Linked DNA regions of Mus musculus: all the other regions are linked to region 3. The links are chromatin loops, found by intact Hi-C in ENCODE. Cell type or tissue: left cerebral cortex. All regions are shown on one strand.

Region 1 (2,500 bases), 220 kb after region 3:
AATAAACCTGTCTTTAATATAATCTAAAAAAATAGTTGAAAACAGGCAATGGCTGCTTATAACATCTTTGCATCAGAAAGCAGAGTGGGAGTAGACGCTGTGCTGTATTGTAATCTTCAAAGGTCTGCCTTATTTCTCACATGTTCACTGCCTCCATCACTCATTCCTTATCACCTAATGGTCCAAATATATATTTATAAATATGTTGTGTTATATGTAATATAACATGTTGCCTATTATATATGTATTGCATATTATGTATTAAGTATTACATATTATATCCTATTTTATATAGTGTATATCACATATCACACATCATATATTATAAACCATATATTATATACAATATATATATACTCACACATACATTATAATTATAGGATGAGATCCTCATATTAGGAAAACATACATTTCTGAGATTGTGTGACATCACATCATTTAATATACATTCTAAGTTCATCCATTTTCCTGGAAATTTTGTGATTTTCTAGATTTCACAGTACCTGAAATTCCAGAAAAGGTAATATTCAGGCAAAACTAAGGAATGGGAGGCAGTGACTGAGGGAATAATTCAAGAGAAGAAAGAGAAGCATCAGCTCAGATGAGGAGCAACCACAGAGGAAGGCAGGCAAGATGTCCAGGGAGCTATAAGGATGGATGCAAGTGCTGAGAGTCGGGCTGCACAGAGGGACTTGGAGCCAGCTCGAAGCTTTGGGTGGAGAGAGGAAGATACACATCCCACTGTCAGTAAACACATCGCACCAGACTACAGTCTTGGAGACATGGAAGAAACCAAAGCAGAGGAAACATGAAGACGGTAGCGGAGGACATGTTCAGGATCCTTTTTCTGCTGAAAGAGGAGAGCCGCTGGAGGAAAGCGTTGGGTCCTTCATACCCCAGCCAAAGTGCAGTCTGGACAAAGTGTTAGCTTCTGTGAATTCTTTAGTTAGAGAATAATATTTTTCAAAGAGTCAAAGAAAAGAACTCTGTCTCTTGTGATTATGAAATGAAGTCTGGAGTGTCTGTCCAGGGATTCTGTTCTGAATATATCATTGTAATACATCTGCAGAAAGATGACATTACAGATATCTAATTTGGTTTATGTCCTGGGGGAAACCCAGCATCAAGTCCAAGCAACACTTGGCATTCCTAAAGGGCCTTTCCCTGCATAACCCACATTCTCATGAACCATGTGTAGAAAATAAGAGCCCTTGCAAGCATCACCTAGAGTTTTCTATTTCTAAGGGCTAGAAGATCAACTGATGTCAAAGCCAAGCAGAGTAGATATGAAGGAAGGATTTACACAGAGGGACAATTCTGAGCTATGCTGTCCTCTACGCTCAGCCAGACCTGGCCTTACAAGGGGAAGGGTGCCTGGAGATTCAGTCTGCCTTTCCCTTCCCATCTGTCTGTCTCTGGACCAGTTTCCTTTCGAAGTGCTTTTCCATGAGATGCTGTAGATGTCTGACAGTTCCCTGTATAAGTAAGAGCCCCGTGGCATCTTCATCCCTTACAAGACTGAAGAGATAAAGGGGGTTTTCCCAAGGTGCTACATCGGAAGCATAGCAGGCCCTTCAAGATAAAACATGTAGAATATGGTTGGGATAATAACTCAGGCAGCCTTTATGAATGAGACTTTAGTTTCCATGGAGACCAACTAACGATCTCACACTTTTCTATGTGTCTTACCACGGGAGAAAGTCTTCTTTGGGGGAATAAACATGTGAGTTCATTTTGTGAAAATGGAAGTATTTGTTTCTAAATATCCACTAAACATTGCTAACCTATGTTTAGTTAGTGCAGAGAAAAAAATCAAAATGTAGTTTTTTTTTTATATTAGAACGATCTGGTTTTGTATGTGGAAATATAATATATAAGTTACATTCACAAAATGTAATTTCAGGTAAATTTTTAGAAACTGAAAGTAGCTTGGTAAATAATGGAAGAACAAAAAAAAAAAATCAGATCTTGTGACCTAGTGGTCCTGTGTATTAAAAATTAACAGCAAAGGTTGCCACTTTCCTGACTTTAAAACCACAAATTGGTTCTTGTAGTGTACGGTCTATCTCCCAGCCAAAAAACAAAAACAAAAACAAAAAACAAAAACATAGCAAAAAAACCAAACAAACAAACAAAACAAAAAACAAAAAGCAAATGAAACTAATGCCCAGTTGTTTCTCTCTCAGGCAGTCAGGCTCCACGATGCTGGGGCCTGTCTTGAGTGTGTTACTTTCATAACTGATCTAACACTCATAGTGTCTCTATGTAGCATTTGATTCGAGACTAGAACAGACATTGGAGACACAGATATGCAGCGCCACGTCCTTAAGGAGTGTAAGTGCGACTGTATCACATAGAACAGAGAAGATGCAGAATCACGGCGTTACAAAGCCACTGCCATCAGTTTCCAGCTGAGAGCCAGAGAAGCAGCACAAATAGTGTAGAATCTGACTGCCAAACCTGGAAACCACAGAATCCAGACAGGTTTATGTAGATGCTC
Region 2 (2,500 bases), 430 kb after region 3:
GGGAAAGACACTGTCAAAACGCAGTGAGGAGCTATTATCAACATCACTAAAATCAACAAGAAAAGGTAGTCCAGTGGTTCAAGGAAAAGTGAGTAAAAACACACGGGTGAGGGGCTCAGCCAGGGAAGCTCACATTGAGATGCTCAGCCGGCCAAATACTAAACGTATTGGGATAAGCACTTCATTAAACTGATGGAATGTCATCAAAATATTTTTAAACGGCTTTTGAAGTCAACAGGGAAGGAGCAAGGGCAGGCAGAGACTGACAGGTGCTGTTCTTAGAAGACTGTTTCTGCTCCAAGGTGGAGTGTTCCAGCCATGCATGCCGCAGTGGAAAGCCCAGTGAACTTAATTAAAGATACTGTAGAAACAGCAGGCTAAAGGGCAAAGAAAAAGGTAGCAAGAACTAAAACTCGGAGACTAGTGAGATATTAACCCAAAGTCTAGCATACATGTAACATAGTTACCCATAAAATCCCCCCGCCACACACACACACACACACATGCACTCACACACACATGCACCCCTGGCCACACACATGCACATGCGCACACACATACACACACACACACACACACACACACACACACACACACACACCACACACACACATGCACACACACACCACACACACACTCACACACACAAACACAAACACATGCACCCTTAACCACACACACGCACATGCGCACACACATACACACACACACACACACACACACACACACACACACACATACACACACACATACACACACACACACACACACACACACACACACACACAATCTCAGAAGCATAAGCCAGCAGCGCGAGGCTTGGTTCTTCTTCCTGTCAGTTTTATTTTTCCTTCCCTTTATCCAAAAGAGCAGAAACTCTCCACAAAAGGCTCCGGTTGTGCCAAACTGCCACAACTTAGCTGCCTGCCTCGGCCTTTTCGTTAAGCTGCACTACAAATGTGATTTTTTTATTTTGGTAGCAAAAATATGACTTATTTTCTACTGCCATCTGGTGTTTTGCTGGAGTGCTGTTTATTCTTAAAATACTATAAAGAGAAAACTTCTAAATGCCTTTTTAGAAGCCTTCACAATATATATTGTTAAAACACATCACTAATTGTGCATACTATATAATGAGTATGGTTATATATACATATATATATTATATATATACATATATATATATATATACATATACATATACATATACATAATTGAGTATTGGTTTAAATCAAAGGAAATTACAGAAATGCCCACGATGAAAACACCATTTTATTTAACAACACACACTCTCACTCCCTCCCTGGCCCTTTAACTTCCTTGCTAATCCTGGTCGTTGTTGGTCACTTGGATGTCTGCAGTAGTCTCCTAATTGCTTTCCCAGCTTCTGTCTTCACTCCCTTGGCCAGAACGAGGCTCTGAAAACACAGCAAATCCCTTGGGTTCCCTTCTTACTGGAGACCAGACAGAAGTCCTAGCTGTGACCTTCAAAGCTCTCTGTGGACTCTCAACCGCTCTGATCTACCCACTCCAACACTGCCCCCCTCCTCACATTCTTCAGCCGTAAATATCAATAACCAATACTCAAGGGCATTGAGCACCTATGCCTTTCGGCCTCAGAGTATTCTCTGTGAGCCTCAGACTTTCCTCCAACATGAAGGAACAAAACTCCCTCTCTGAAGTCTTCTAATCTCTACTGACTGGTCAGTAAGGAGCAAGAAAAAACAATGTTTTTTTTCCTGTTATATACCTTCCCCTCGTGTTTGTGTGTGAATGCATATATCTGCTGTTTTGCACAGAGGAGAGCTTGGCAGCAGATTCTGAATAAGTGTTGAACGAATGGAGGAATAAAAAGTCATTTGAGTGATATCCAGTCAACTGTCTGCACTGCTTTGGTTTGTAGCTCTCACTTGATTTAGGCTCTGGAATATGAATATGTGGAGAAAGATGACATCCAGTGGAGAGAGACTGATATAGCAATTCTATCTAAAGCAGACACATAATTTGATTCCATTTTAAATTTGGGCATCTCAGGGTTGGGAAGACAGCCTGAGGGTAAAGTGCTTGGTTGGCAGACTACAGACATGGGGTTAGATACCTAGCAGTCATACAAAAGCAGCCCATGCCTGCAACCCCAGTGCTGTGGACAGACAGGCAGATTCCAGGGACTTGCTGGTCAGCCAGACTAACCATTTTGTGACCCCCAGATTTCAGAGGAGACCAAAGTGTGGATACTTCGATCCTTCTTAGAAGGGGGAACAAAATACCCATAGAAGGAATTAACAGAGACAAAATTCAGAGCAGAGACTGAAGGAACGACCATCCAGACACTGCCCCACCTAGGGATCCATCCCATATACAATCACCAAACCCAGACACTATTGTGGATGCTAACAAGTGCTTGCTGACAGGAGCCTGATATAGCTGTCTCCTGAGAGGCTCTGCCAGTGCCTGACAAATACAAAAGTGGATGCTTACAGCCATCCATTGGACTGAGCAC
Region 3 (2,500 bases):
CACTGAATAGCCGGGTTTAGTTGAACGTATAAGGCTTTCTTCAATGTCATAATAAGAACAGCCTGTTAGTTCACTTGTTCAACGCAGATCTCTTTGCCATAATGTGGAGGATGGGCCTGAGAAAGCCAGGACTGAAGGCTGGGATGCCTGGCAGCTACCAGATGTGGCTATGATTGGACATGGAATGGAGAGGGAGGGTTGCTGAGACCTTCCCCCAGGCCAGCTCCAGTGGAGGCAGAGAGAAGATAGTATACCCTTTAATCATGAAGGGCACATTCTAAGACCCTCAGAGGAAGCCTGAAACTATTCATCCTACTGATACATATATCCTTAGGTATATTTAATATATTTCTACATATACACACCTAGGTCAAAATTTAACTTATAAATTAGTAAGTTAAATCTATAAATTAACCTACAACAAGGTTCAGGAAAAGGTTAACGAGAGCAGTAAGACAGAAAATTACAACAAACGTTAATAGTCATTTTCTCTTGTTTTCTAAATGTCTTTCTGAAAGTGTAGATCTTAACAATGTTACTAGACGTTTTGTTCTTTTCTTATTAAGCTTATTATTATAGCACCTTCCCATTTATCAAAAGCACTTTCCAACTTGTCTTTGGCACGCCTAAATTCCTAGCATTGCCTGTCTTGCTCGAAGGGGTTGTTGTACAAGTAAATTTGGTTTACTGAGCACAAACTTTGTGATACCTCAATAAGCGAGCTGAGGGTCACGTGAGTAACGGGAAGGTAGCCTATATAGTGTGGATACAGAGAACAAAGGTTCGATTCTCATTCCAGATAGGAAGGGACTGGATACTGTGAAGTGTCATTGCCCCACTTAGAATAGCATTCAATACAAAACGTACAACTTACTTATGTATGGAACTTTCCACGTAACATTTTCAGAACGTGGGTGAGGACAGATAATTGAAACCTGGAAAAGAAAGACTGCTGGAGTGATGTGGGTTGGGCTAGCTGAGTAGAGGGATTGGGTTCCCATTGTGAGGATTTTATGGGGCTTGTGGCTGGTGGCATACGTTTGTATTTTATCCTCAGATCCGACCTGTCCACCCTATGCACTGTCGCTCTTTTCAACTTGACCTCATTTGACCTTGTCAGGCATCTTCAACATCCATCAGTCCTTCAGGGAGGAAAGCCTTTGGACACATGGCTTCTCGCCATTATTGGTGTGCAGACAACTTGAAAATTGGCAGAGGAATCCATGCTGGCGAAAGAGCAGTTGAAAGACCCTCAGAAGAGGTCGGGATGCCCTTGGAGGAGGTAGAAAACTTCATGTGTTCCACGCTTCTCACAGCCCCGCTGGGCTCCTGTGGCTTCTCAGTGTCTCATTTCCAGGCTATGCCGGTGCTCCACTCGCCAGCAGAGGGCAGCATTGAGACATCAACGAAGGCGGACTTGGGCGCGCGACCGCCGGGAAGCAGAGCCTCAGGATGGCTGCTTGTCGGAAGCTTTAACCTTTTAAGCAATTCTCCGGGGAGCCCTTCCTGTCATGTGTGGGCTGCCCTAAAATGAGCAGGTGATAGAAATGAAATATTAAACAATTCTGTTCTGCAAAATGAAAATGAGTTGTCATTTAGCATTTTTATCAGTCGATGACACATTCTTCCAGCTTCAGAAGGATTTTGTGAAAATGCAGGAGACAGTGAACTCATTTACCACCAAATCCTCAAGAATCACACGTGGGGGCGCCGTCATCAGGGGCAGGGGTGCAGGGCAGGCCAAGGCTGAGCCTTCAGGGCCGAGGGGCTGGGATCTGGGACCTGTGACGCAGGCCAAGGATGCAATTGTCCTGGATAGCAATACCGAGGAAGCAGGCACATCTCCAGCAAGGCTGTGTGTGGCCAGGCAGAAGGCAAGTCAGCTCACAGAATAATGAAAGGAGCTGAAGGTGGTGAAGTGAGGGCTGCGGGCAAGCTCGCTGGTCGCAGGAATCTCTTTCATACTGCTTTCAGAAGCACCAGCAGTGATGCCGAGCAGGGTTTTGTTTTTGTTTTTGTTTTTGTTTTTGTTTTTGTTTTTGTTTTTGTTTTGTGATTTTCACCTAGTGGCTTTGGTGGCAGCGAAGTCCACTCTGAGCTCAGGCTGTCAAAAGGGCGCTTTGCAGGAACCTGAGAGGGTCTCCAAGCAGAGCTGCAGGGAAGGGTGGGCCCCAGCCTTCCCCGGAAGCTCTTCAGCAGATTAAATCATGGCGTCTTTGGTAGAGGATTCCTGGCTGCCACACAAACAGCCCCTGCTTCCCCGTTTCCAGTGCGATTTATTTCTCTACAGACGGTATTGATTCTTTCCTCTATCCGATCGCTCCTGGGCCTGTGTAAATGAAAGCCCTCTTGTGTAATAGTCATGCCTATAGCTGGGCGATTTGGGCAGGCAGCTGCGTGTTACATGACCCTGTGAGAAGCGATGCATTTTGCTGGATAGATACAGTCGAAGCAAATGTTTGCAACTCATCTAGCAGCCCAACCTGTATTTACGAAATAT

The links. A loop is a pair of places that touch in the nucleus more often than their neighbours do. Peaks named below come from ENCODE experiments on the same cell type or tissue, not always from the same donor. Only the 100,000 strongest peaks of a DNase experiment are listed, where the experiment ranks them.
Region 1: it touches region 3 in a loop (2.9-fold over the local background); 2 of 42 quality-filtered maps call a loop at or near these places.
Region 2: it touches region 3 in a loop (7-fold over the local background); 9 of 42 quality-filtered maps call a loop at or near these places.

The regions. Positions count from the first base shown.
Region 1 is chr4:9,358,495-9,360,994 of GRCm38, forward strand. All of the region lies in intron 3 of Clvs1 (clavesin 1), which reads left to right. Among named protein-coding and RNA genes, the nearest start is that of Gm11816, 72 kb to the left of the region's middle. In left cerebral cortex, no CTCF peak of the experiment used is centred here; a DNase peak (open chromatin) is centred at 1,537.
Region 2 is chr4:9,561,841-9,564,340 of GRCm38, forward strand. The region is part of intron 13 of Asph (aspartate-beta-hydroxylase); the gene reads right to left. Among named protein-coding and RNA genes, the nearest start is that of Asph, 110 kb to the right of the region's middle. In left cerebral cortex, CTCF peaks have their summits at 1,016 (motif pointing left) and 1,955; DNase peaks (open chromatin) are centred at 937, 1,426 and 1,931.
Region 3 is chr4:9,134,590-9,137,089 of GRCm38, forward strand. Gm50597 (a long non-coding RNA gene) reads left to right here. Exons shown (of 2, transcript XR_001784233.1): 2 at 1,121-1,584. It overlaps Gm34288 (a long non-coding RNA gene), which reads right to left. Exons shown (of 4, transcript XR_881105.2): 2 at 875-935. Among named protein-coding and RNA genes, the nearest start is that of Gm34288, 6.8 kb to the right of the region's middle. In left cerebral cortex, a CTCF peak has its summit at 1,382 (motif pointing right); a DNase peak (open chromatin) is centred at 1,410; H3K4me3 peaks cover 634 bases; H3K27ac peaks cover 903 bases.